Linked DNA regions of Homo sapiens: region 2 is linked to region 1. The links are chromatin loops, found by intact Hi-C in ENCODE. Cell type or tissue: PC-9. All regions are shown on one strand. Links, peaks and the distances in the headings refer to the core of each region. The heading gives the core; the rest is flanking DNA.

What was found. A loop is a pair of places that touch in the nucleus more often than their neighbours do. Peaks named below come from ENCODE experiments on the same cell type or tissue, not always from the same donor. Only the 100,000 strongest peaks of a DNase experiment are listed, where the experiment ranks them.
Region 2: it touches region 1 in a loop (2.6-fold over the local background); 15 of 110 quality-filtered maps call a loop at or near these places.

The regions. Positions count from the first base shown.
Region 1 is chr19:44,392,606-44,407,982 of GRCh38, reverse strand. ZNF285 (zinc finger protein 285) reads left to right here and starts at 6,375. Exons shown (of 4, transcript NM_152354.6): 1 at 6,375-6,415; 2 at 10,727-10,784. The coding sequence starts at 10,770. RefSeq lists an enhancer at 6,222-6,978. In PC-9, for the core only: no CTCF peak of the experiment used is centred there; a DNase peak (open chromatin) is centred at 6,372; H3K4me3 peaks cover 1,777 bases.
Region 2 is chr19:44,351,141-44,366,517 of GRCh38, reverse strand. ZNF112 (zinc finger protein 112) reads left to right here and starts at 9,838. Exons shown (of 4, transcript NM_013380.4): 1 at 9,838-9,892. RefSeq lists an enhancer at 9,529-10,029. In PC-9, for the core only: no CTCF peak of the experiment used is centred there; a DNase peak (open chromatin) is centred at 9,807; H3K4me3 peaks cover 2,224 bases.

The DNA of each region.
Region 1 (15,377 bases), core at 4,895-7,394:
TCACGAGGTTGGGAGATTGAGACCATCCTGGCTAACATGGTGAAAACCCGTCTCTACTAAAAATACAAAAAAATTAGCCGGGCGTGGAGGTGGGCACCTGTAGTCCCAGCTACTGGGGAGGCTGAGGCAGGAGAATGGCGTGAACCCGGGAGGCAGAGCTTGCAGTGAGCCAAGATCGCGCCATTGCACTCCAGCCTGGGCAAAAGAGCAAGAGGCTCCGTCTCAAAAAAAAAAAAAAAAAAAAAAATTCTGTCCAGACATGATGGCTTGTGCCTGTAATTCCAACATTTTTTCTGTCCAAGCTGGGAGGATTGTTTGAACACACATGTTTCAGACCAGCCTAGGCAACACAGTGAGACTCTATCTCTATAAGAAAATTTTTAAAAATCAGTTAGGCATGATGGTGCACACCTGTAGTTCCACTTACTTGGGACACTGAGGTGGGAGGATTACTCATGCCTAGGAAGTTGAGGCTGCAGTAAGCAACAGAGCAAGACCATGCATCAATACAAACAAACAAAAACCAAAACAAACAACAAACAAAACATTTTTTAATTTGGAAAGATAATATCAACACTGATGAACTCTATAAACTTTTAATAGAGAAATTTTATCACTTATATTTATAAAACATCTGATTTTGTCTTTATTTGCAATGGCTTTTAATTTTTTGATTTATTTTTATTTTAATAGGATTTTGAGAAACAGGTTGCATTTGGTTACACGAATAAATTCTTTAGCGGTGATGTGTGAGATTTTGGTGCACCCATCACCTGAGCAGTATACACTGTACCCAATTTGTAGTCTTTCTTCCTTCACCCCTCTCCCATCCTTCCCTCCCCTCCATCCCTGAAGTCCATTGTATCATTCTTATGCCTTTGCATCCTCATAGCTTAACTCCCACTTATGAGTGAGAACAAACAATATTTGGTTTTCTATTCCTGAGTTATTTCACTAAGAATAATGGTCTCCAATTCCATCCAAGTTGCTATGAATGGCATTAATTTGTTCCTCTTTATTGTGGAATAGCATTCATATATACATATATATATATATGCAATAGAGCAAGACCATGCATCAAAACAAACAAACAAAAACCAAAACAAACAACAAAAGAAAACTTTTTTTTTAATTTTGAGAGATGATATCAATGCTGATGAACTCTAATAAACTTTCAATAGAGGGATTTCATCACTTATATTTATAAAACATCTTATTATGTTGCTATAAACGTGTGTGCAACTATCTTTTTCATATAATGACTTCTTTTCCTCTGGGTAGATACCCAGTAGTGGAATTGTTGAATCAAATGGTAGTTCTACTTTTAGTTCTTTAAGGAATTGCCACACTGTTTTCCATAGTGGTTGCACTAGTTTACATTCCCACCAGCAGTGTAAAAGTGTTCCCTTTTCACCACAGCCCCACCAACATCTATTATTTTTTAAATCTTTTATTATGGCCATTCTTGCAGCTGTAAGGTGGTATTGCATTGTGTTTCTGATTTGCACTTCCCTGATCATTCGTGATGTTGAGCATTTTTTCATATGTTTGTTGGCTATTTGTATATCTTCTTTTAAGGATTGTCTATTCATGTCCTTAGCCCATTTTTTGATGGGATTCTTTGTATTTTTCTTGCTAATTTGTTTGAGTTCCTTGAAGATTCTGAATATTCATCCTTTTTCAGATGTATGGATTGTGAAGATTTTCTCCCCTTTGTGGGTTGTCTGTTTATTCTGCTCAGTGTTTCTTTTGCTGTGCAGAAAATTTTTAGTTAAATTAAGTCCCACCTATTTATCATTTTTTCTGTTGAATTTGCTTTTGGGTTCTTGGTCATCAAGTCTTTGCCTAAGCTAATGTTTTGAAGGGTTTTTCTGATGTTATTTTCTGGAATTTTTATGGTTTCAAGTTTTAAGTTTTTGATCCATCTTGAGTTGACTTTTGCATAAGGTGAGAGATGAGGATCCAGTCACATTCTTCTACATGTGGCTTGCCAATTATCCCAGCACCATTTGTTGAATACGGTTTTTGTTGTTGTTGTTGTTGTTTTGTTTTTTTTGTTTTTTTTTTTTGAGACAGAGTCTCGCTGGGTCACCCAGGCTGGAGGGCAGTGGTGCGATCTCGGCTCACTGCAGGCTCCGCCTCCCAGGTTCACACCATTCTCCTGCCTCAGCCTCCTGAGTAGCCGGGACTACAGGCCCCCGCCACAGCGCCAGGCTAATTTTTTGTATTTTTAGTGGAGACGGGGTTTCTCCGCCTTAACCAGGATGGTCTCGATCTCCTGATCTTGTGATCCACCCGCCTCGGCCTCCCAAAGTGCTGGGATTACAGGCGTGAGCCACCGCGCCCAGCCTGAATAGGAGGTCTTTTCCTCACTTTATGTTTTTGTTTGTTTTTTCAAATATCAGTTGGCTGTAAGTATTTGGATTTATTTCTGGGTTCTCTATTCTGTTCCATTGGTCTTTGTACCTATTTTTATACCAGTACCATGCTGTTTGGGTGGCTACAACCTTATAGTATAGTTTGAAGTCAGGTAATGTGATGCCTCCAGACTTGTTCTTTTTACTTAGTCTTGCTTTGGCTCTGCGGGCTCTTCTTTGGTTCCATATGAATTTTAGAATTGTCTTTTCTAGTTCTGGAAAGAATGATGGTGGTATTTTGATGGAACTTGCATTGAATTTGTAAACAGCTTTTGGCAGTATGGTCATTTTTACAATATTGATTTACCCATTCATAAACATGGGATGTGTTTCCATTTGTTTGTGTCATCTATGGTTTCTTTCAACAGTGTTTTGTAGTTTTCCTTGTAGAGAGGTCTTTCACCTCCTTGGTTAGAAATATTCCTATGTATTTTTTGTTGCAGCTGTTGTAAAAGGGGTTGAGTTCTTGATTTCATTCTTAGCTTGGTTGCTTTTGGTGTACAACAGAGCTATGATTTGTGTACATTAATTTTGTATCCTGAAACTTTGCTGAATTCATTTATGAGTTCTAGAAGCTTTTTGAAGGAGTCTTTAGGGTTTTCTAGGTATATGATCATATCATCAGCAAACAGCAGCAGTTTGACTTTCTCTTTACTGATTTGATTGTTTCTTTCCCTCCTTTTATTTGATTGAGGTTATTGTTGTTCATTTTCTTTCCTTTAGAGCAGTGATTTTCAAGGGGTTACTGTTGGGTATTTGAATGGATGACTTCTTTGTTGAGAGAATTAATTTACAAGTGCAATATGTTTAGCATTCCTTACCTCTGCATACTAAACACATACCCCAGTCACTGGAGCAAGCAAAGATCACTCACACAATTCAAAAAAGTCTTAGGGAGGCTATTTCATTCCTGTTTGAGGGTCACTGTTCTATTTTTTCAGACATAAGATCTCATGCTGTCACCCAAGCTGGAGTACAGTAGCACCATCATAGCTCACTACACCCTGAACCTTCCAGGCTCAAGCCATCCTCCCACCTCAGCTGCTTGAGCAACTAGGATTACAGGCCAGATTCACTGTTCTACAGTTGGGAAGTATGAGCAGCTCCTAGATCAATTATACAAGAGCTTTCTCTTTTGTTCTTAACACACCCATTTAAGTGTGGATTTTCAGACTAAAGCCAAGCTCTTAGATTAGGTAAAAGTAACATTTAAAAATAACTATAATAATAAAGAGTATATAAATAATAAGGTAAAGAAATATACTAATTTTAAGACAAAATGAAAGAATAAATACTAGATGAAATCTAATGAAAAGAAAGCAGGTACAGTCTTCACTGAAAAGTAAACTCAAGGTGAAAATACAAAATACTTAAAATTGTTAACGAAATTTTTGGCCCATCAAGAAGATATGAACATTATGAAACTTACACAGGGTCAGCATCACTAAATTTTAAAATCCAAAATGTTTCACAATCTAAAACTTTTGGAATGTGAACATGACACCACAAGTGGAAAATTCCACACCTGAAGTATTTGCTTTCTTTCTGTTCTTTTCATTGATTTTTCTTTGGTCATCTGACGAAGGCAATCTTTGCTTCTGATGGTTCAATGCACACAAACATTGTATACAAACCTTGTGAACAAAATTATTCAAAATAATTCTATAAAATTAATTTCAGGCTACATGTATAAGGTTTATATGGAACACAAATGAATTTTGCATTTAGACTTGGGTCTCATCCTCAAGATATCTCATTACGTATATGCAAATATTGCAAAATCTGAAAAAAATAAAATATCTGAAACACTTCTGGTCCCAAGTATTTCAGATAAGGAATACAACACTTCCATACCTAACAACACAACTTTTAAAAAGTAAAGCCATTTGTATACCTAGTAACTTGACTTTTGAAAAATGAAGCAGGCTGGGCATGGTGGCTCACGCCTGTAATCCCAGCACTTTGGGAGGCCGAGGTGGGCAGATCACAAGGTCAGGAGATGGAGACCATCCTGGCTAACACGGTGAAACCCTGTCTCTACTAAAAATACAAAAAAATTAGCTGGGCCTGGTGGCGGGCACCTGTAGTCCCAGCTACTCGGGAGGCTGAAGCAGGAGAATGGTGTGAACCTGGGAGGCAGAGCTTGCAGTGAGTTGAGATGGCGCCACTGCACTCCAGCCTGGGCAACAGAGCGAGACTCAGTCTCAAAAAAAAAATAAAGGAAATAAATAAATAAATAAATAAATAAATAAATAAAGCAAATGCTATAGAGAGGAAAATGACAAATTTACCATTATAGGCTTTTTTTTCTTTCACTTTTTTCTTTTTTCTTTTTTTTTGGTGACAGAGTCTTGCTCTGTCGCCCAGGCTGGAGTGCAGTGGCATGATCTCGGCTCATTGCAACCTCCACCTCCTGGGTTCAAGTGATTCTCTTGCCTCAGCCTCCCAAGTAGCTGGGACTACACGTGCTTGCCACCATGCCTGGCTAAGTTTTGTATTTTTAGTAGCGATGGGGTTTCACCACCTTGGCCAGGCTGGTCTTGAACTCCTCACCGCGTGATCTGCCCACCTCGGCCTCCCAAAGTACTGAGATTACAGGCTTGAGCCACCACGCCCAGACTGGGAACCTTTTTGACATGCACTTTTCAATCGTTGACAGATGCATAATGAAAAAATCTAAGTAAGCACAAATAAGCATGTAGGAAATTTAAATAGCACAGTTAGCAAGTCTGGGGAAAATATAAATGTATGCATATCCATCTGATAGAGAAGACACATTGTTTTCCAACAGACACAGATGTCACAAAAATTAACCTTGTATTAGGTCAAAAATAAAAATGTTCCTGAACTCGTTTTTTAAAATTCAAGTATGTCAAATTAAATCAAGTAATCCTTCAACTTAGAGCAATATATAAGAACATCAAACATGTAAACATCAAAAGACAGAGATAAGCCAAAACAATTGCACTGTCCCTTTATGTGCCCTAAGCTGCGATGTCAAGCTATAGTTGGATATTATTCAACCATTTCCTGCCCATTGCGTAGAGGTGGGGGTCTTCACTTCTCTATCTAGTCTAGGACTGGAACCGCCTCACCACCCCTACAGCTTGAGGGTGCGTGGAAAAGGGAATGCCAGCCAGATATTCCAAACAGAGACTCTGCCAGCAGGACCAGGTGACCTTTCCTAGGAGACAGATTGTTCTCACACGTTATCAGGGCTTTCCTCCAGGCTAAAACTGTGGGCCTCTAATGGAATTCCTATTCAATTTTCTTACCCCATTTAGGGTACCCAAATTTTTCTTTAATAGAAATCTTAAATCTTAAATGCAATAACATGAAGTAAAATAAAGCCTAAGTCTCAACAAGGGCAAATTTTCAAAAAGAATCTGAAAACTTCCCGCGTTTTCTTGTTATGTTGTAATGTGTCTCTTTTAGGACACTCTCAGTACTCCTGCAATTCCCCTGTTAAGGATTCAGACAATAGTTGTTAATTCCTTCTGCTTCTTCTGAGACTAGGAAATAAATTACAGGGCTATGTTATATCGCAAGTGTAGATTATCCAGAGTTTTCATCAACAGAAATAAAACATGGTGGGGGGCGGGGAGGGAATTATTTAAGTGAGTGTTAATTGAAAAGTTTCGTGGTTTTAACGTTAAAAGACATGCCTATAAAATAAGAACTTATAAAAGTCTTCACTAAAACGGTAAAGTGCCCATTTCCAAGTAGTAAAATATTGAAACTTCTTTTCATCGTTGATAGTGATTTATTTAACATTTCATTATTTTATCGTTATTATGATTGTCGTTATTTTAGACGAATGCACGGAAGTCAAAGGACTTCCAAATGCACGGAAGTCAAAGGCCACCTTCACCAGGGTAGCCTTGCGAATGGCCACTGCTGCGCGCGGGGCTTTCTGGGGATTGTAGGCCATAGGCCTCCTTGCGCATGCGCCATGGTACTGGACGCACGCTGCGGGCGACATTGTTTGGGACGCTGGGGTGAGTCCCGTCTGTACCGCGCCCCTCTTGGAGGCGTAGCCAGGAGTAGGAGTGTAGGATGTGCAGCTGTGACCCGTCCCTGTGGACTGAAGTAGGAGGAGTGGAAGAGGGGACTGGTAACCAATGATAAGGCCTCGTAGGTGGGGTAGACTAGGGAAGTTCAGCGGCCCGACCTACCCGGGATAGGATGGGAAGAGCGTGGGCTCGAGCGTGGGCTCGGTTTGGGGAGCAGCCCTGGGTTTGACAAAACAGTGCATCTTCACGTTTCGTGACAGCGACTTGCGCTGTGCCTCCTCGGGTCGAAGCTTAGGGTCAGTCTTGGGATGTGCATCTCTGGATGAGGGCAGAGGGGCGCTGGCTCAGGGTTTTGGAGTAATGGCTGGACTGTGCGTCCCTGAATGGGATGAGGGATTTGCTTAAGCAGCTAGTCTCTGGATATAGAGGATGGCTTCGGCTGTTCTCGCTCAGTTTGGTGGGGGCGATTCTGGCTCAGCACCCCTAGGTTCTTGGATGGGGAGTTGTCTTGGGTCTGAACTCTGGATTTTGGCAGCTCTGACTCCATTGGGGCATTTATGACTTCAAGGCAGAGGTTCTGGCTTTTGGCAATAAAGAAACAACTCAGACTGTAATACTGTAATAACTCCAGAGTTTAATGTCACCGAATACATTTTGAAAAGAACTGTCCCAGGCCTGGCGCGGTGCCTCACGCCTGTAATCCCAGCACTTTGGGAGGCCAAAGTGGGCGGATCACGAGGTCAGGAGATCGAGACCATCCTGGCTAACACGGTGAAACCCCGTCTCTACTACAAAAAACAATTACAAAAAATTAGCCGGGCACGGTGGCAGGCGCCTGTAGTCCCAGCTACTCGGGAGGCTGAGGCAGGAGAATGGCGTGAACCCGGGAGGCGGAGCTTGCAGTGAGCTGAGATCACGCCACTGCACTCCAGCCTGGGCGACAGAGCCAGACTCTGTCTCAAAGAAAAAAGAAAAGAAAAGAACTGCCCCAAATTATTAACTCCATTCTCACCTCACATGCTGTGAGCCAGGGAGTAGGGACTTTGAGTATTATAAAGCACATTAGCAAATATAAGTTGTTAAATTACACTCAACAAATTTGAAGTTTGAACACTCTCTGTATATTTGATAAAGTTAGAGATTTAGTGTTAATTATTTTAGGTGTAATAGCAGCATTTATTACATTTCTGATCGTGTTTCTGGGCAATTGCAGTTCCAGATTCAGCTGCACTTTTCCTCTAGGTCTTCATTCCCTGAAGAAGTTGATATGGGCATCTGGTCTCATTCCTGATGCATTCCTCAGATCAGAGTAGTTGTCAGGGTGAGGGATGAGAAAGGCATTTGTGTGCGAGAGCTGTGTGGACTTTGGCAGATAGGGAAAAAACAAGAGTCTTGAGGTGCCATGTGTCCCATGCCTTTGGCTCCCCACCTTTTCCACCCTGCTGTCTGCCCTGAAAGGCCGCCATTGCCTTCTGGCCTTGCTTGTCTTTGGCCAATGGGAAGTCTCAACAGGAAAGTTTGGAGAGAGGAAGAAGTGTGAGTTGGAGTATCTTGTCCCCCAGTTCTCTCTCTGCAGGATTGTCACAGATTAGCTGCCCTTCTAAACAACAGGTCATAGTTTGGGTGGCCCTGGCCACACAGTCCTCTTAGTTCCAGGCTCCAGGGACTGCTCCCTCCCCTTACCTCTTAAGGCCCAGGTATTATAATGGCACCTCCCTGTCACTCCCCAGGATAGAGCCTTATCCATTGTGATTTCCTTACCCCGAGCCAACACCATTGTAAGCCGTCTGTTTATTAAACTCTCCTCAAATTTCAATGTGCCGTCTGGTTCGTGCCACGGCCCTGACTTGATACAGGCAGGTAGTGTCTGAAGCCAGAAATTCAGGAAACCAAACCCCCAACCATATATGTGTGAGTGCATGTGTGTGGATGTGTGCTTCAAAATAAACCTGTCCCATTATTGGCTCTTCAGTGAGAACAGGTACTGGAAGTAGAGGGTGAGTTTATGTCTTTGCACGTGCATCTAATGTATAATATCCAAGCCAATTCTATTTGTGCATTTGTTAATATTGAGAAACATTGATTGAGTGCTTGTTAAATGATAAGATCCTTACCAAGTACAGTGGATAAAAGACTACAGCTTGGTTATTTTTTTTTTTTTTTAGGATTTGTAGTTTTTTGACAGGGGAAAGGAGGAGTGTTTTCTTGGTAGGTTTTAACTATTGTAAAACGATGTAATTCATGCTGTACTAATGAGTTGAACCCTCCTTATTTTGGCCTTTGTTGGAGCCCAAAATAAGAAGTGATTAATGATGTCTCTTAAAGGTAGGAAAGGAGAGAAAAAGAGTCCAAGGATTTACCAAAAAGACATTTCACATTCTATTAACCTGATTCTATAACCCTGTGAGCTGCAATTCAAAGGGTAGCCCACAGACCAGTGCCAATAAATGATATTGGTCTGTGACCAGATAATTTGAGAACTTGAGTGTAGATGTTGAAAATTTTGTCTTATTGATTAACATAATAATAACAATTGGGCTTTAATTTGCATACCTTCTAAATTTCCTTTTTCTGGTAATTTCTTGTTACTGTATCTTACCAGAATATCAGTCTGTGACAGACTGAAAGTAACAGTAATAATAATTTAAAAACTAGTCCTTTATCACAGATAGTGTGAGAAGCACTATCTGAGAAGGCAGAAACATGGCTTTGGGCTTTTGTTTTTTAATCTTCGGTGTTTCCACAGTGCTTAAAGTGGCAATTTTATACAATAAGTTTCTCCACAAAGGCCAGAGGCAATTGTGTTTACAGGGTTTATCAGATGGAATCCCAATAAAAAATAAACAGAACACTCAAATTGGGTAATTTGAGAAGAGCTTAATAAAGGGACAATCTATAAAGTTGTAGGCAGGCTGTGGTAATCAACAAAGGATACTGCAATATTTCAGAGCTAGTGATAGCAGGGTAACTTACTGACTTTAGGACTGAAGGGCTAAGGGAGGAGGCAGTTGCTAAAACCTGAAGAAAGATTTATGGGATGACAGCTGCCTGATGGAGGCCATGACCTTTGGTCAATGGATATGGAATATAGCCATTCCACAGCAACCTCTAGGGAAAAACCTGGGGGAATAAATATTCTGACTTCACTCTTGTCCCTTCCCTGGATCTCTTGCTGGCTTTCCCCATTGGCTGAACCCAACTGGAAGCTAACTGGCAAGGGAATCCACTGATATAAGCAGAACAGGAAGGGGCTTTAGTGTATATGAAGTGGCAAGCTTAGAAGGCCTCTGTCTACCTACTTTGGTCTACCTGCAGTCTGAGAACATGTGTAGTTCAGTATACCATGAGCATTTCCAGAACAGAGAATGTGTCTTATATGTCATAGGTGTGTCATCAATATTTGCAAAAGCAGGGGATAGAATGGGTGCTGGAGAGATAGTTTAGGAAGCCAAGAGTCAAGGTGTAGATGTTTAAAAATTTGTATTATTGATTAACATAATAATAAAAATTGGGATTTAATTTGTATATTTTGGCTAACGGCATGTTCTTTAGACCACAGGCTTGGCCATACAAGATCAAGTCTTGCATGCGAAAGTGGAAATAGCAGAAGGTCCCTGTCATCCTGAGATTGCTCTCTCTTTTTTTTTTCCTCTGTTTTTTTTTTTTTTCTCTTTTGAGACAAAGTCTGTCTCTGTTGCCCAGGCTGGAGTGCAGTGGTGCAATCACAGCTCACTGCAGCCTCTGCCTCCCAAGTGATTGTCCTGCCTCAGCCTCCTGAGTAGCTGGGATTACAGGCATCCGCCACCACACCCAGCTAATTTTGTATTTTTAGTAGAGACAGGGTTTCACCATGTTGTCCAGGCTGGTCTCGAACTCCTGGCCTCAAGTGATCCACCCGTCTCGGGTTCCCAAAGTGCTGGGATTACAGGTGTGAGCCACTGTGCCCAGCCCTGAGATTGCTCCCTTATTCAGCAATTCTGTAGCCTCTTTTCCAGCATAATTGAGATGTAGATTATGTCAGTTCATTCACAAGTCTCAGAAAAGGAAAAGAATGTGCAGGTTTTGACCCAAAAGCTTCAGGAGAGAGATAGGAGTTACACAGTGGTCTGAGATTGAGGGACTGGGGACAAATCTAGGGAAGTCTTGAGGAGGTGGGAGTTCAGTCTGTTCAGAGCGAGAAGAGATGATATCCAGTGAGAGGAGAAATTGTGAGAAACTTGTACAGATAAGGAAGGAACCAATGTTCATTCACAACTTGTTGAACCCATGATCTCATGGATTATTTCTTCTTTGCAGTTCTGCTTTTCCAGAATCCTGCCCTTTCCAAAAGGAAGACGGTATGATTAAGTTCCAGGTAAGTTAAGGGTTTCTTTCTCTTTAAATATGCTGTTCATTCTGAGGAACCAGACACTTCTGTTTTCTGAAAGGAGGTCAGCATTTTTTGAGTGACTACTATGTATTAGGTACTTTATCTGCTCATAATGACTTTGTGAGGCAGGTGGTTTGACTCCCTTTATAGAAGTGAAGAAACAAACTCACAGATTTCAAGATGTCTACTTTGGTGCTACTCTAAGTGTAGTTCATGTATCAGTACCAGTCCATGAACTGCTTATCACTGCCCGATGAGGGAAAAAGAATCAAGAGTAAGTTCAGAAACTTACAGAAATTTGGTGTTGCCGCAGCATCCGAGTGCATGGGCAGCATATACGTGACCATACTCTAAATGTGACTGGCCTCATTCAATAAGTAGCAAGATTTGAATGGGTATGTATTGGTCAGAGTTCAGTCAGCAAGGCAGAACCAGTAAGAGATATATATTAAGAGATTTATCATAAGGAATTGACTTATATGATTATGGGGGCTAACTAGGCAAGTCCAGAATCCACAGGGCAGCCCCTCAGGAAGGGTGGGCTGGAACTCTTGGACACAGACTGAAGCTACTGTCTGTGGGTGGAATTTCTCCCCCTCCCAGGGAAGCCTCAGCTCTGCTCATAAGACCTTTCAGTTTATTGAATCAGACATACTCAGATTAGTTAGAATAATCTCCCTTAAAGTCAACTGATTATGGACTTTAATCACATCTACAAATTATCTTCATAGCAATACCTAGATTAGTGTTTGATTCAATAACTGAGGACTGTAGCTTAGCCAAGTTGACACATTAGAAAGACCATCACAGTGTGGAGGAAGGATTTTCTTTTAATCATGAAAAAAATTAATTATGAAAATACACAAAAAGAGCAAATGGTATTATGATCCTCCATTTGCAGTACCCATCATGCAGTTTCAACAATTAACTTTTTGCCAAAGAGAATTGCTTAATCTCTTTTTCAGTTTTTTTCTTTCCCAAAGTATTTGAAAGAGGCATGGTATTTCACATGGTATTGGTTTTTCTCTGAGCATATCACTTTTGTATAGTACCTTATTATATATGCAACTAAAATGAATGAGTTCACACTTTTATCCTGCTGCCTGGAAACCATCTTGCCCAAGTCCAAGATTCATTAGGTACATTTTCTATCTTCTAAATTACAGCAACAGTTCACCAAATGTTCACCACTGCATCACCCAGGTCACCATTTTTCCAGCCTCCTGTAACAGTGTCCTCAATGGTTATGGCCTGGACCTAAAGCCAATGCCATGGATATTTGGTAGCACTCTGCTCGTTTTGGTTAGCTTGGTTGTGTCCTCATAGTGAAGACAGAGGGACAAGAGAGCAAGTGGACATGTGAGATCTGTCAAGGCCCAGGTTTAGAACTGGCACATTATCACTTCTGCTTCATTTTGGTAGCCAGAATAAGTTACACTGCCAAGTCAAAACTAAAGGGGTAAGGAAACACACTCTGGTCCTTTAGTGGGATTGGAGAGCATGGAAGAGGATATTTCTAAACAGCAGTCTAACTTACCACACTCTCTGTGTATTTCAGTATATATTTCCTTAAAAATGGACTAATGAAATAATCAATAATTATTTGGTATTATCTAATACCCAGACAATAATCAAATTTCCCTGATTATCTCAAAAAATTTTTTAACAGTTGGTTTGTTCAAATGGGATCTTAACAAGGTCTATACTATCATACAGTTAGTTGTTGTATCTCATAATGTCTTTTAATCTAGAGAAATCTGCCCCTCTACTTTATTCTCTCCTGCTATTGACTTGTTGCAGAAACCAAGTTTGGTGTCCTGTGTTCTTTCCTACATTTGGAATGCATTTGTTTGCTTCCTTTTGGTGTCTTTCAGTGTGTTACTCTATCCACAGTATTTCTTGTAAGTGGAAGCACCAGATGCTTGAATAGATTCATACTTCATAGATGGTTATACAAGAATACTTCATAGAGGAAAAGATTTAAAGATTTTTGCATGTGTTTATTCATTTATAAATTTGGTTTCTTAATATTTTGGGGCTGTCCTTGTATCTGCATCCTATGACAATCGCTGCCTAGGATTCCCACAAGGGATCCATCCAGCTACAAGGGTGGTGGAGAAATGAGTGTTTTGTTTTCCCAGGCTCTATAGCTGAGGCAGAGAAGGGAGAATGAGGAGTAGGCTGTGTGAACCTCTATTCCTAACTCCTTCTTCCTACATTGGAACACCCCAAGTAAGCTTCAGTGTATCTGTATTTCCTGAATGATTATCTCCAATTCAATTTTGTTGCCTCCCACAGAAGAAGGCATACAGTAGTGTTACTGAGAGAGTGGTGCTATTAGGACAACCGTGCTGACTCCCCTAGATTTTGTTTTTAATCATTGTCAGATTTTGGTAATTGGACAATTGTTAGTAACATGTTCTTGTGAAGTCCTTTGTAACTGCTTACAACTTTTGTTTGAAACCTCTGCTTTATTTAGAGATGCAGAGTCTATTGAGAGAACATATCTGTAAATACTTAACTCTGAGCAGTGCGATATATGCAGCCATAGAAATATTTTATGTAAAAATTGGTTTCTTGATGAGGAGATGGTTTTTTTAATTTTTTAAAATTTTCTTTTCTTCTTTCCAACTTTTATTTTAGATTCAAGGGATACATGTGCAGGTTTGTTACGTGGGTAAATTATGTGTTGCGGGGGTTTGGTGTAAAATTTTGTCACCCAGGTAATCAGCATAATACCCAATAGGTTATTTCAGTACTTCTTTTTTTTTTATTATACTTTAAGTTTTAGGGTACATGTGCACAACCTGCAGGTTAGTTACATATGTATACATGTGCCATGTTGGTGTGCTGCACCCATTAACTCATCATTTAACATTAGGTATATCTCATAATGCTATCCCTCCCCACTCCCCCCACCCCACAACAGTCCCTGGTGTGTGATGTTCCCCTTCCTGTGTCCATGTATTCTCATTGTTCAATTCCCACCTATGAGTGAGAACATGTGGTGTTTGGTTTTTTATCCTTGCGATAGTTTGCTGAGAATGATGGTTTCCAGTTTCATCTATGTCCCTACAAAGGACATGAACTCATCATTTTTTTATGGCTGCATAGTATTCCATGGTGTATATATGCCACATTTTCTTAATCCAGTCTATCGTTGTTGGACATTTGGCTTGGTTCCAAGTCTTTGCTATTGTGAATAGTGCCGCAATAAACATACGTGTGCATGTGTATTTATAGCAGCATGATTTATAATCCTTTGGGTATATACCCAGTAATGGGATGGCTGGGTCAAATGGTATTTCTAGTTCTAGATCCCTGAGGAATCGCCACACTGACTTCCACAATGGTTGAACTAGTTTACAGTCCCACCAGCAGTGTAAAAGTGTCCCTGTTTCTCCACATCCTCTCCAGCACCTGTTGTTTCCTGACTTTTTAATGATCGCCATTCTAACTGGTGTGAGATGGTATCTCATTGTGGTTTTGATTTGCATTTCTCTGATGGCCAGTGATGATGCAACAAAAGCCAAAATTGACAAATGGGATCTAATTAAACTAAAGAGCTTCTGCACAGCAAAAGAAACTACCATCAGAGTGAACAGGCAACCTACAGAATGGGAGAAAATGTTTGCAATCTACTCATCTGACAAAGGGCTAATATCCAGAATCTATAATGAACTCAAACAAATTTACAAGAAAAAAACAACCCCATCAAAAAGTGGGTGAAGGATATGAACAGACACTTCTCGAAAGAAGACATTTGTGCTGCCAAAAGACACATGAGGAGATGGTTATTAATACCAGATGATTACCCGCATCCTTTTATTTTGAGAAATTTCAATTTATCAGGAAAACGAAAGAATAGCATAATGTGTAATCTTCACCTAGATTCACCAATTGTTAACAATCACCCACAAACATATGTATAATATACATATATACACACACATGTCTATATTTTATTTGATTGACCCAGTTGGGGATAAATTGCAGGCATTACTATAATTCATCCCTAAATATTTCAGTTTGTATCTCCTAAGAATAAGAGCATTTTCCTACATTTCCACATTACTGCTAACATACTCAAGAAATTTCACATTGATACCACTATTTTTTAATACCTAGTTGATATCCAAGTGTTCTTAATTATCCTAATAATCTCCCATTTCTCTTTTGTGTTTTTTGAATCTAGGAGCCAATGCTTTTAGTTACCCTGTCTTCTTAGTTCCTTTTAACATAATACAAATAGATTAATCTGCCATGAAAAAGTGAAAATACTAAATCTTGGTGTGTGATGAGAAATGAACTCATGAAATGCTACTAGACTTGTGTATCAGCACAACACCTTAGTATAGATTTATCTGTGCCTATTTCCTGGGCCATATTTTATAATTTGATTAATACTGTCCTTTGGGAATCCCTGATCCAATAGGATTAGTGTCCTTATGAGAGCCTCAACAGAGCTTGCTCTCATTCTCCCTCTGCCATGTAAGGACACAGTGAGAGCAGAGCTGTCTGCAAGCCAAGAGAAGAAACCTGAATGAAACCTATCTTGGTGGTACTTGATCTTAGACT
Region 2 (15,377 bases), core at 8,504-11,003, 45 kb after region 1:
AGCAGCAGAACCTTAACTGAGTGTGACTTAGCATCCTTCTTCTTGCCGTGTCATCTCTCTTCTCAGGGCAGAAGATATTTACTAATTAGCACATTCTGCTAGCACGTCTGTGGGAAGAGGTAGGAAGGAAGGAGGGAGGGTGGGAAGGAGGAAAGAAGATCCCCTCCTTATACTGGAAAAAAAAGGAGCAATATACTTTTCCTCAAAATGAGAAGTCAAGCCCAAAAGAATTCTGTACAGACCACCTTAAAATAACATCTTTCAAGCCTCTCCGCATGATTTAGTTGCTTCTTTTTTAAAAAAGAAAAAAATTTAAATTTATTTTTATTTTGTAGAGATGCAGTCTTACTGTGTTGCCCAGGATGGTCTCAAACTCCTGGCTACAAGCTATCCTCCTGCCTCTGTCTCCCAAAGTGCTGGGGTTACAAGCGAGAGCCACCAGGCCTGGCCTAATTGCTTCTTAACAACTTACTATTCTTTGTTCACTACAGTGTATACATAACTGACTGTTTCTTTGGAGCTTCATTTTGTAATGAAGGCTCTGGTCACGTGTAAAACTTGTATTAAATAAATTTGCATGCTTTTCTCCTGTTAATCTGTGTTATGTTAATTTAATTCTTGAGCCCAGCTGGGTCCTGGAGAGGATAGAGTGAAGTTTTGTGGCAGCTACATAAGTCAATGAAATTGGAAACAGAAAAACAATCTTTAAAAATCAACAAAATCATAACCTTATTCTTTGAGAAGATCAATATAGTTTATAAACCTTTCAACTGACTCACCAACGGGGAAAAAGAAGAAAACAAAAATCAGGAGGGAGGGAACATTATTACAGATTTTGCAGATATTAAAAGGATTATAAAGGAACATTACAAACAACTCTTTGTCCATAAATTCATCAATTTACATGACATGGAATATTACTTGAAAGGCACAAACTACCAAAGTTCACTCAAAAAGAAATATCTAGGATAACCTAGATAGTTGAGTGTATGTATGTGTGTGTGTGTATACAATTTTTACACACACACACATAAATATATATATATATAATTTTTTTTGAGAGAGGGTCTTGCTGTGTCACACAGGCTGGAGTGCAGAGGCATGATCACAGCTCACTGCAGCCTCGAACTCCCAGGTTCAGTTGATCCTCCCACCTCACCTCAGCCTCCTGAGTAGCTGGAACTAGAGGTTCACACCACAGTGAGCAGCTAATTTTTTGTATCTTTTGTAGAGGTGGTTTTTTACCAAGTTGCCTGGGCTGGTCTTGAACTCCTGGGCTCAAGTGCTCTACCCACCTTGGCCTCCCAAAGTGCTGGGATTACAGGCTTGAGACACTGCACCTGCCTGGCCTGATATATATTTCAAAACTGATTAATAGATAAAGCCTTCCAACAACAACAATAAAAAAACCAATATTGAGATTAATTCATTGGTGGATTCTACTAAACATTTAAAGAGTAAAGATGTGAATTTTAAATAAACCCAGAAACGAAAAGGGAAGGGAACACCCACCCACCCCCAGCTTGTCTCATGAGGCCAGCATTAATCTGATAATACCAAACAAGACAAAGAAATTATAAGGAAAGAAAACTACAGATGAATATCCTTCATGCACTAGGTGAAAAAATCCTGAATACAGTAGTCCCTTGGTGTCCGTGGGGAATTGGTTCAGGGACCCTTATGGAAATCAAAATCCGCGGATGTTCAAGTCTGTTATGTAAAATGGCCATAGTAGTCTCATCTAACCTTTTCATATCACCCTGTATAATTCAAATTATTTCCATCCCTATACAATAAAAATGCCATGTAAATAGTTGTTATACTGTATTGGGTTTTTTATTTGTGTTATTTTTATTGTTGTGTTGCTAATTTGTATTTTTTTTTCTGAATATTTTTGATCCCTGTTTCATTGAATCTGTGGATGCTTCTGTAGTATCCACTGGCTTGAAGATCTAGATGACAGAGATTGAGGTGACCACAGGACCTGGAAAGTGAGGGAAGAAATCCAGGGAAAAAGATGTCAAGCAAAGAATTGCCCCTTATTCTACATTAAACTCTGCCCAAATTTCAGACTGACTGACACCCAGAATATATAAAGACTTGTACAATACAATATTAAAGAGCCCAACATCTCAATTATAATGGGCAAAATTTGAACAGTTACTTTACAAAGGAAGACATACAAATTGTTAATATAGCCCATGGAGAAGTGTGACATTATTTGTCATCAGGAAAAAGCAAATGAAAACTGCAGAGAGATACAACTACAAGATCACCAGAATGGCAGATATTAAAAATACTGATAACAGGCCAGGCATGGTGGCTCACACCTGTAATTCCAGTACTTTGGGAGGCCGAGGTGGGCAGATCATCCAAGGTCAGAAGTTCGAGACCAGCCTGGCCAACATGGAGAAACCCTGTCTCTACTAAAAATACAAAAATTAGCCAGGCATGGTGGCAGGTGCCTGTAATCCCAGCTACTCAGGAGGCTGAGGCAGGAGGATCGCTTGAACCCAGGAGGCAGAGGTTGCAGTGAGCCAAGATCATGCCACCGCACTCCAGCCTGCATGACAAGAGTGAAACTCCATCTCAAAAAAAAATACTAATAACAGCAAATGCTTATTAGGATTCAAAACAATCAGAAATTGCATATATTTTGGGAGACAGTGTAAAATTAATCTTTTGGGAGATGATCTGGTGGTTTCTTAAGCAGTTAAACACATCAAGCAATTCTAATCATAGATATTTATTCCAGAGAAAAGAAAGCACATGCACGCAAAAAGACTTTTATAAGTATGCTGCAGGATCTTTATTCATAAAAATATTTAAACAATTAAAATGTAAGCAAGTTTCCAAAGACTTATATTCATACAATAGAACATCACTTCAGGATCAAATGACTAATATGTGCATCAACATGGATGGATCTGAAAAACACTATACTCAAAGAATTGTAATACAGAAGAGTTCTTACCGTATGGTTCCATATATTTCATATTCTAAAATTAGTAAAATTTATGGTGAAAAAGTAGAACAGTGGTTGCCACTGGGGGAAGGGGTTAGAGACTGACTGGAAAGTGTCATGAGGGAATTTGTGGGGTAATGTTAATGTTCTGATGGATAAGTAATAAGATAGCTAGATAGATGGCTAAGACATAAATGTTGCTAATTTTAGTATCTAAGCTGAGAATATATGGGTGACTACTGTATAATTCTTCCAACTCTTCTTTATGTTATAAAATTTCAGGGCTAGGCACAGTGGCTCATGCCTACAATGCCAGCACTTTAGGAGGCCAAGGTGGGAGGATCACTTGAGGCCAGGAGTTTGAGACCAGCCTGGGCAACATAGTGGGACCCCATCTTTGCAAAAAAAAAAAAAAATTAGCCATGTGTGATTGGGCACAACTATAGTCCCAGCTACTTTGGAGGCTGAGGTGGGAAGATGGCTTGAGCCCAGTTGGTCAAGGCTGCAGTGAACTGTGATCATACCACTGCACTCTAGCCTAGGTGACAAGGTAAGACCCTGTCTTCAAAAAAAATTTTTTTTAGTAAAATATTGAGAAAAACAGTTTTGAGTGAAAATTTTTAACAGAGTTTTATAACACAAGATATATATATATGCATCCGAAATTCCACACATTTTGCCAGAAAGACATACCAACAACAGGCACACATTAAACAGATCGACCTGGTTACTGATGCGGCAGGGGAGAAAATGAGAGTGGGTAGTGGGGGATATAATGGAACAAATAAATAATATCTGTTTCTTTTTTTCTTTTTCTTTTTAATATGTGTGCCCTCAAACATTCTCCTATTCAAATAAATGATATTTTCACATTCACATTTTATCCAGCATTTCTATGTAAATAAACTAGGAAGACGGTCTGTGGACGCTTTATCTGTGTTGTTGTCAAAGGCCTGTAATATGTCTTGAAGAATATTTTCCGGAAAGAATTTAGAAGTGATTCACAACTGAATCTTGTATGCCAAGAATAGTGCACATGAACAAAACATTCTCTGACCATAGAAGGATCAATCTTTTCACCTCAAAAATCCCATAGATTATTTTTATATTTTATTAGTACTTTTAATGTTGCAGACAATAATTAAAATGCAAAGCTTATTTTTTCATTCCTTTGAAATTGACTCAATTCTTTAGTCTTCAGCCTTGCCATTAAAAAATTTCTCAATGTCTGCAAGTGCATCTCTACGAGTCTCTTCCTCCTTTTTCTCTTACTCTTCCTCCTCCTACTTCTCCTCCTCCTACATACCCTCACCTTCCTCCCCCTTCTCCTCCATCTTCTTCTCCTCCTTCCAATATGAGATTTTGCCCATGTGGATAAATTGTTTATTCTTTCTTAATGATTTATTTATTACAATCTGCTTCCTTCTCTAATCCTCATTTTTTCTCATTAGCTTATAAGATACACCTGATCAGTATGTTCATATTCATTATAGAGTTTCTCATTATTTTTAGCCCTTCCCTCTAAGTTCTGAAAAAGTTCTATGCCATATATTCAGTTTCCTTTGAAACATATCATTGATTTTTTAAAATAGACTTTATTTTAAGAGCAGTTTTAGGGTTACAGAAAACTGCTCAGAAAAACTGAGAAAGTATTAATATTTCCCATATACTCTCCTTTCCCCTGCCCAGTTTCTCCTATTGTTTGCATCTTGCATGTGTGTGGCATATTTATTACAACTAATGAACCAATTTTGATACATTATTATTAAAGTCTGTGGTTTACATTAGGGCTTACTCTTTGTGTTGTACATTCCATGGGTTTTGACAAAGCATAATGTCCTATATCAACCATACTGTATCACACAGAATAGTGTCACTGCTTAAAAATACCCTGTGCTCTATCAATTAATCTCCCTGAACCTCTAACAACCACTGATCACTTTACTGACCTTTAGTTTTGCCTTTTCCAGATTATCATATAGTTGAATTACAGTACGTAGCTTTGACAGACTGGCTGCTTTCCATTAACAATATGAATTTAAGGTTATTCCATGTGTTTTCATAACTTCATATCTCATTTCTTTTTATGGCTGAATAATACTCTATTGTATTGATGCACCACAGTTTGTTGGTCATATATCATTGATTTTACAGATTGAAATATCACTCACATTCAGAAAAGTGTCTGAATCATAAATATACATGTGAAAGTATGAATATAAAATGAACAGCTGTATAATCACCACCCACAACAAAAATTGAAGCATGGTAGAATTGCAAACACCCCACTCTCACAGCATCATGATGCTTTCTTCCCCATAAAAAGAAACCACTACCCTAAGTTTTAAGATTCCCTTGCTTTTCTTCATATTTTTACTATTTAAGTGTCCAAAATCATCCTATTGATGAATTTTGCATGTCTAATGAACTTCGTACAAGTGGAATCACACTGCATCTACTGGGTTTGTCTAGTTATTTTGCTCAACATATTTATGGGAGTCATCATGGTATTGCATGTACAGCTAAAGTTTGTTCAATGTCCTTGCTTTTACCTTGTGTAAATAACAAAAATATTTATCCATACTATCATCGATAGACATCTGGAGTATTCTCAGCATGTCATTGTGATGAATGATCCTGCTATGAACATTCTTATATGTGTATTTTGGTACACATTTCTTATAGGTTTATACACTGAGTAGATTTAAGTGTCATAAGAAATGCTTTTCAAATCGGGCTCTACAATCCACCAGCCTTAGATTGTTGCATATAGTGGGAGGTATAGGTCAATTTCAGTTTTATTTCACAATACTCAATTTAACAGCAACATGTATTGAATATTTTCCCTGTTCCCATGTTGCTGCAGCGCCCCATTTGTTGCAGATCTGAAGTCAACATGAGCATGCATATAAAATTCAAAAGATCTACACATAAAATATTAAAATTAATTAGATTAGTTGGCAAGATTGCAGGATAAAGGAGCAAATGTGGTATTTAGTAGAAATGATTGGGGTGGACATCATTATTTTGTTCCCCATCATAGAGGAAATGTTTTCAATATTTCACTATTCCTTTTGATATTTGTTGCCATTTTTGTAGATCTTTACTATTGCTTAGTTGCCTAAATTTTCTTATGATAAATGGGTGATTAATCAAACTTTTTTTTTCTCTGATACCTAGGTTGCCCTTTTATATATCATTGGCAACATTTTGTTTAGCATTTTTGAAAGTATATTTATGACGAGATAGACCTGTCATTTTCTTTTTCTTTCTTTTTTCTTTTCTTTTTTTTTTTCTTGAGATGGAGTCTCCTCTGTCACCCAGGCTGGAGTGCAGTGGCACGATCTCAGCTCACTGCAATCTCCATCTCCCAGGTTCAAGCGATTCTCCCACCTCAGCCTCCCAAATAACTGGGAATACAGGCACGTGCCACCATGCCCGGCTTTTTTTTTGTATTTTTAGTAGAAACGGGGTTTCACTGTGTTAGCCAGAATGGTCTGGATCTCCTGATCTCATGATCTGCTTGCCTTAGCCCCACAAAGTGCTGGGATTACAGGCATGAGCCACCGTGCCTGGCCAGACCTGTCATTTTCCATTCTAATGAAGCCTCTCACAAATTTTGTCAGTGTTATTACAGTGGCCTCATAAAGTTAGTTGGAAAGTGTTTCCTATTTTGTTATTCTCAGGAATAATTTTGAGATGAACATGGTTTCTTCTTTAAATATTTGGTAGAATTCACTGATGACACCAAATTTCAATGCCACAGTCTTTTATCTATGGATTACTTAAAAGTGGTTTGATTAATTTCTAAACAAGTTTGTAATTTAGGGTCCACTGAGAAGATAGAAACCTTATCAATTATTTGAAAAGAAAAATTAGCATATTGTAGAGTTGGTAGCTAGATTTCTGAAAGAGCAGAAAAAGAACTGTAGGCCACATGCAGTGGCTCACGCCTGTAATGCCAGCACTTTGGGAGGCTGAGGCGGGTGGATCACGAGGTCAGGAGTTCAACACCAGCCTGGCCAATGTGGTGAAACCCCATCTCTACTGATAATACAAAAATTAGCTGGGCGTGGTGGCGCATGCCTGTAATCCCAGCTACTCGGGAGGCTGGGGCAGGAGAATTGCTTGAAGCCGAGAGGCAGAGGTTGCAGTGAACCGAGATGGCACCACTGCACTTCAGCCCGGGGAACAGAGCGAGACTCTCAAAAAAAAAAAAAAAAAAAAAAAAAAAAAAGAACTCTAATATATGATGGAAGCAGCAACTGCAGGAAATAGCAACTGCAGCAAGCAGCAACCACCTGAGGTCTGAGGAAACAAAGTGAAGAGACCAGAATTACTAAAACTTAGAAGCTTGAAGGAAGGTCATGCTCACCTGAAACTCAGACCTCTGAGGAGAGGTCAATGTTGGGCTGGTTCTGCTGTCTCTGAGCTCAAAAGCAGGGCCCTGCAGTGTTAGGACTTAGACATCTAAGGATCAGTCTTTGGGAAGTTGTTTAATAATGTTTACAAAGAGCCATGATGAAATAGGTTATTCAAGTGTTAGAAAAACTGAAAATTAGGCAGTTGCTACAAGAAAAAGTACTGCTGGTTGGCAGGCACAGGATATAGTATATCTCCCTGCCCCCACCACCCCTATACGCTTCTGCTAATAATTGCCCAACACAGAACCAGATTGGGGGTGTGGAGGTCGGGAAAGATTGGCTGCAGATTCCCCCATTCCAGCCCCATAAAGCAGAGTGAAGAATGGTGGGTTTGGAGATGAGACAATATTTATTAAATGCACACATGAATCATTTAGTTGTATTTTTATTGATTTCTAGCCAAATTTCATTGTATTCAAAAGCATATTTAGTATTTCAGTATTTTGAAATCCCGTATCATTTTGCTAATTTGTGCAAATCTTATGTGCACTTGAAAAGATGCGAATTTTAGTTTTTGCTAGAATCTTTTGTTCCCCCAGCTTCATATAGGTGTCAAAAGTGCTGCAGAGCTTCTAGGCTTTTCAGATCCTAAACTAGACCATCATCCCCAGGAGAAAAGTAGCCCCAAATGCATGACTCTCCCAAGTGTTTCTGAATTTTGGCCCACCATTTCTCCATTATCTTGTCTTTTGATGCCTTTTGACATTTAAAAAGTTTGCTCATCTTTCCTCTGCCAGATGTTTGTTCCAAATCACTCATTTTATTATTACTGGAAGTGGAAGTACACAAAGTATTATTCTGTCCCTTTTATTTTTAAAATTTCCTTTCATTTTATAAAAAAAAATCCCCTATTATCAGATTGATCCTCTTTAATATGTAAACCGTATGTATTTTCAGAAACATTTCCTTGGAAAGGAGTTGTTAAATAAAGAATCAAATAGTCTCATCTCTTAATAGTGTCTTTTTTTTTTTCTTTTGAGACGGAGTCTCGCTCTGTTGCCCAGGCTGGAGTGCAGTGGTGCGATCTCGGCTCACTGCAAGCTCCGCCTCCCGGGTTCACGCCATTCTCCTGCCTCAGCCTCCCGAGTAGCTGGGACTACAGGTGCCCGCCACCACGCCCGGCTAATTTTTTGTATTTTTTGTAGAGACGGGGTTTCACCATGTTAGCCAGGATGGTCTCGATCTCCTGACCCCGTGAGCATTTTCACAGATTGGTCGTTATGTCTTTTTATTTTCCTCTTCCTTTTCTGGATTGAGTCAACCCATTCACCGTCCTCCCTGAATCATCCTGTCCTCCATAAGACAACTTACAATATTTGCTATATCAAGAGCAGGGTGAAAATAGGTGATAGATTTTTCTCAAAGAAGAAAAAAATTTCGAGGTTTTACAAGAGACTTATCCCTTCCCATAATAATAACATTTTGTCTGTATCAGTACAGCCCTTCTATTTGCCTTATGACTTGCATTTCATCATCAGTAGTTAAAGCAGAGGAAACGTGGGAACCATTTACTGTTTCTGCTTATGGCCTCATCAACGGTTGCATCTGTTTTTTTGTGGATTCTTGGCATCCACGTTCTTGTGGATCTTGCAACAAACACATTATGGTAGGTAGCAGCAGCACTATCAGTTTCAGACGCGTCCACACCAAAATGGAATAAAAAGGTAATCGAGTCAAAGAAAGGTTGAGATCCTGTATTCCTTAAATTCGGTGTCCAGTACAAATCAGCCCAATTTCCTTTAAGTACCTGCATTTTTAGCGCACACATCGCTTCCATTCTGTAATTCTTTTCTTTTTTCTTCCTGTATTGCAAGCTTCTCTGTTCTCTCCTTTATGGGATATTTTCTTGGTAAGTAGGTAGGTAGGTAGGTAAAGTCCGCTTTGGTTGAGTTTATTTGGGTTTGTGTCGCGTTTGAAGAAAAATAAATTCAAACTCTAGGGGGAAGGCAGTAGAACTGGACTAGCAGTATAAAATTGGATGGCTAACCAAAAGAGAATAGTGACTATACAAATACTGACTATCCAAACGAGAAAGAGACGACTTAAGGGAAAGTGCTACCCTGCAAGAAATTCCGGGAATTGTCCAGAAGATCCACAGGGTCAGAGACACACGCGCCAGGAAAGGCGCCTTTCATGCACGGTCCGCTGGGTAAAACAGAGAAATATATATACGAGCTCTCTGTCTTTGGAAGCATTTCGGTTCCAGGAAGGGGGAGTTAAGGAATTCCTTTGGGACCGGCACATGTGAAATATCATCCAGGCTCTCAGCTTGGCACCCGGTACTTGCGTCCTAGGCAGGCAGATAAGTGGAGAGTTTTTCTAGGAATTCTGGGAAATGTAGTTTGGGAGCCCCGTGTAGTCGGGTAACTTCCGCTCTAGGAGGCTGAGGCCGTCTCCCTGATCCCGTCGGGAATTCTGGGAAGCGTAGTCCAGGAGGTCTCGGTAGGCAGAGCCACTTCCGCCCCAGGTACGCTAGGCCGCGGCCTTCGTTCCTCCCAGAAAGGTGAGCGCTCCCCGCCCTGCTTCCTGCTCCTTCCGTCCATACTGATGTTCGTTTTGTTGGGGTCCAGTAGCAACCGGGCAGTAGCTCTAGGGGAGGATAATCCACTTGCGGCGAAGGGCGGGATTTGTGTTATCTTTGAATGAGCCTTCTCCAGTGTGGGGCAGCTGGCGCATCCCCACTTAGCGCCGGGGGTCCAAGATCCTACATCGCAGGGACTGGGGATCTCCTGGGTTCTGTACTTCCCCAGCCCTTTCCCCTGACCATCAACCAGCTCTGCCACTTCCTAGCAGTATAATAACAGGCGAGTATCTTAATCTCTCTGCCTATGTTTCTTTTTCTTTAAAATGGTACTAGTATCTATCTAATGGAGTTCTTTTGAGAGTTAAATAAAAAGACTTGGAACAGAGCCTGACAGGTGGTAGAAGATGGGTCTCTTGTTATTAGCACTTTTTAATTTTCTGAGAAGGACTCAGTTCCCTGAAAGCTTCTGTGAACCCAGGATGGGGTCAGAGCTCCAGCTGCAGAGTATCCCTGGCCCTTTTCTGATCACTGAGAGATTTTTCTTTAGGACAGGATCACTCCTGGCTGTCTGGGTAGTCCATTGTAATTCATGCAGGAGTTCTGATTTCCCCCATCCTCCTTTCCTTCTTTAGCCTTGACTTCTTGAAAAAGGCTGCAGGGAGAAGGAGGGAATGACCCTTTGGCACTTGGCAGCGGAGTCTCACCTGAGTAGTACTTATCATCCTTTCTTTTCAGGGAAGACGATATTTCCATCATTCACTGGCAAATTCTGCTCGAAGATGCGCTGATATTTGTTCAATAAATGCAGAAACGGATGAGGGAGTACTTGGGCATGAGTAATAAAGATAGTATTTAAACATTTAGTGCTGATCATTCTAAGAGTTTGATATGAATTAACATCTTTAATCCTCACAAGAGCCCTTTGAGCCTGGGTTGGGTACCACCATTCCCATTTTAAAGATAAGCAAACAGACATAGAGCATAGGTGGTTTATCTTTAGGTCACCCAGGTGGTAAGAGCCTGAGCTGGGATTTGAATTCAAATAGTTTCCATCCATTGCCTTAGTTCTTGATGTGTTTAGTATCAGCTTCAGAACACATATTTGGATTTTACTAGAGGACCGTGAAAGCAAGGTTAATAAGCTTTGAATTTTTGATTTTTTAAAATTATCTGTAATTTAATTTTATTTGAAATATTTATAGTTCATATTCTGATTATATAAATTATTGCATATTGTAAAAGATTAAGAAAGTATAGAAAGTGTAAAAGAAAAAAATTATGCTAACCACAAGATATAACAGTAACAATATTAATATTTCAATGTTTTCCTCTTCCAGTAGACTTCTTTTTGGATTTTCACCCATGTTTAACCAAATAGGCTTCATAGCTTTTATTTTTCCCTTAAGTTTTTACTATGGAAATTTGTAAGCATAGCCAAATGTAATATGACTAAAATAATTCTGTGGAAGCGTCACCCAGCTTCAACCTTTGTTAACATTTGCCAGTCTTGTATCAACTCCCTGTCCCTTTTTTTTTTGTTTCAGTATTTTAAAGCAAATCTCTAACATCGACTTAGTATAATATCGTTTGATTGATTGTCATAATTGCCAAACGTTGATGATCATAAATTGCTTATATCCAAGACTTTGAAAGGGAAATGCCAGCAGCTACTCTAAGGTTTTCATTCGTTGAAGCTTACAGAATGGTCCTTACTTGAGGAAGCTAGGGGATGCAAGAGAATTGTACCTTGGAGAAGGATGGTGATGAATTTTGTGTTCCAGTATAGAGTTTGCCTTGCCTAAGTCTTATAGCTCTTTGTTTCTTATTTCTCTTTATCTAAATCCATACACTGAAAGTTCTTCTATTTCTGGGACCATGTCATACTTTTCTCCATGTGCCCAGCACATCGTACAAGGTTGTTAAGGGTTTATGGTTAGAGTAGCTACTCAACAGACAGCTGGCATCAAGGATTTGCAGTGTGGAATTGGAATTAGGTATCAAAATAGAATAGAAATAACCCCTGGATATATTCCTTAATCTCACTTAATATTGGTAGGTTATATAATCCACCAACTATTTCAGAGTATTGAAGAGTTGAAGAGCAATGATTGGTTATGTTTTGATAATCTAAAAAAATTCCTAAGAAACAAATTGTTAGAAATGGTAACAACATTTATAGACCATGCCTTATAACTGAGGTTGTGTTTCCAGGTTTTTAAAACAGGTTTTTAAAAAATGTTTTTACAGTGACATTGACTATTTTGTTATTTTTGGTATACAATTCTATTACAACACAGGCATAGTTTGTATAACGACTACCGTAGTCAGAAAAAGAACAGTTCCATCACCCCAAAAACTCCCCTCATGTCTTCCCTCATAATTACCCCTCACCATACCTGTAACCACTGGCAACTACCATAACCACTAAAACGCTATAGTTTTGTCTTTTTGAGAATGTCGTATAAATGAACTGATGCTATATGTTAACATTTGAGACCGGATTCTTTTACTCAGCAAATTGCTCTTGACATTCATCAAAGTTGTTATACGTATCAATACTTCATTTCTGTTTACTTCTGGTTAACAGAAGTGTCCACTTTATGGATGTATCACAGTTTATCTATTCTCTGGTTGATAGACTTTTTCCTCCACTTTTTGGCATTTATGAATAGAGCTGATATAAACATTCATGTACAGTTTTTTTTGTGCTTATTTCTGTAGGGTACGAAGCCAGGAGTGTGGTTACTGGATCATATGGGGAATGTATGTTTAACTTTATAAGATGCCAAACTGTAGTATCTGTACCATTTTGCATTCTCACTAATGATGTAGAAAGTTCCAGTTTATTTACATCTTCATCAGCACTTAGTATTTTCCTTATTTTTTTTTATTTTAGCCATTCTAAGCATTGTGACTTTAATTTACATTTCCCTAATGGCTAATGGTGTTCAGCAGATATTTCTTTTTTTGTTATTGTTTCTTTGCCATCCTTATATCTTCTTTGCGGAAGTGTCTGTATGCATGCTTTGCCCAGTTTTACATTGGGTTATATTTTTCCTATTGTTGATTTTTGAGAGCTATTTATATATTCTGGATATAAGTCCTTTGTTGGATGTGTGATTTGCAAATATTCCTTCTCAGCCTGTAGCTTGTCTTTTCATTCTCTTAATAGTGTCTTTTGCAGAACAAAATTTCTAATTTTAATTACATCTAATTTATCAATGTTATCTTTTTTGGATTGTGCTTTTGATGTCATATCTAAGAAGTCTGCCTAGCCCCAGGTCGTGAAGATTTTCTCTTGTTCTAGAAGTTTTATGGTTTTACACTTAAATCTGTGATCCATTTTAACTTTTTTTATAATATGTGATGGTTAAGTTGGGTTTTATTTCTTTACATATGAATGACCAACCATCCCAACACCACTTGTTTGGGTTTATTTCTGTACCATGTTCTGCTAAATTGATCTATGTGTGTATCTCTTCACCAGTACCAAGATATCATATTTACTGTAGCTTGATAGTAAATCTTAAGACTGGATAGTTTGATTCTTCCAAATTTATTCTTTTTTTCCAAAATTGCTTTTAGCTATTCTGGTTCCTTTGCCTTTCCATATGCATTTTAGAATCAGCTTATTTATATCTACCAAAAATTCAGCTGGTATTTTCATTGACATTATGTAAAATCAGTAGATCCGTCTTTATCACATTGAGTTTTCCAGTTCATTGATATAACATGTCCCTTCATTTAAGTGTTCTTTAATTTCTTGCATTAGTGTTTCATGATTTTCTGCATACAGATCTATACATGTTTTGTTTAGACATATGCCCGAGTATAATATATAATTTATTCTTCTAGAGCTATTTTAAATCATATTGTTTTAAAATTTTGGTTTCCAGTTGTACATTGTTAGTGTATAGAAATACACCTGATTTTTGTGCATTGACCTTGTATTCTCTGACTTTGCTATACTCACTAGAAATTTTTGTTTTTTGGTAGATTCCTTGGGATTTTCCACAGAGACACATGTTGTGTATTAATAGGGTCAGTTTTATTTCTTCCTTTCTAATCTGTATGCTTTTTATTTCTTTTCCTTGCCTCACTACACTGGCTGATTTTCAGTACAGTGTTGAATAGTTATGTCAAGAGTACACATCTCTGCCTTGTTCCTGATCATAGGGGAAAGCATTTTTATAAGTTCCATTATATTTTTAGTCTGCAAAAGTTCTGTCATGAGTGGATGTTGTATTTTGTCAAATGCTTTTTCTGCTTCACTTTTACTGGAGCTGGTGATTGCTGTGCACTTAAAAGTTTGACAAGTACCTGTAGAACAGCCTTATTTAATTTTTTAACATTTATTTTTTAACTTATCTACTTATAGTAGAAATTTATTCTTTTTGGTGTACATTTCTGAGTTTTGACAATTGCATTGTCATGTAGACTTCACCACCACAATCAAGATTCACAACAGTTCCATCGCCCAGAAACATCCCCTTGTGGTACCTTTTTGTAGTCAAACTCTTCCCCAACTCTTAACCCCAGGAAACCCCTGGTTCACTCCCCAACCCCATTGCCTTTTCCATAACATCACGTGAACAAATCAATGCAGTATGTAGAATTTTGAGTGATTTTTTTCATTTTTCTCTTTGATTTCTCACATCAGTATTTTGTGTTTTGTGTCTTTGAAGGAATTAAACCATTTCATCTATCACTTTGAATTCATTAATGTTAATTCATTTATATTTCTAATGCCTGTTAAGTCCGTAGTGATATCCCTTCTTTCATTCTTGATTTTGGTAATTTGTGTCTTTTCTCTTTTGTTCTTCATCAGGAGTTTAATTTTTACTAATCTTTGCAAAGAACCGCCTGTGGGTTGAATTAATTTTGTCCAGGAGCCAGCAAACCTATTTTTTTAGGCCCAGATTGTAAATATTTTAGTTTTTCCAGTTAACTAGAAATATCAGTACTATTATTTAGGTATTTATATAATGAGAGGAAACTTTAATTGACAAAATTTAAGATATAATGATTGAGTACAACTTAATTGAAGTTCAAGGTTGCTATTCCTTGTCATCAAAATTGACTGTAAATGTTCATCTGTTAATGCTGATTTGTAATGAGATTTTATGTATTTTATCTTTGAAAAGAAATTTTTTAAACAAATAGGTCCTATGAAATACTGATACTAATCCATAAGCAAATGATTTTAATTGTGAATATCAATGAGTTGAAAGATGTGGTAAACTGAATAGTGGCTCCCTAAAGATGTCCATATCCTAATTCCCAGAGCTTATGAATGTTACTTCACATGGTATGAGATATTTACTGGTGTGATTAAACTTAGGGAGTTTAAGATGTGTAGATTATCCTGGATTATCTGGTTGGGCCCAGTGTAATTACAAGGATTCTTATAAGAGAAAAGCAGAAGGATCAAAATTAGAAGAAAGTGACATGATAACAGAAGCAG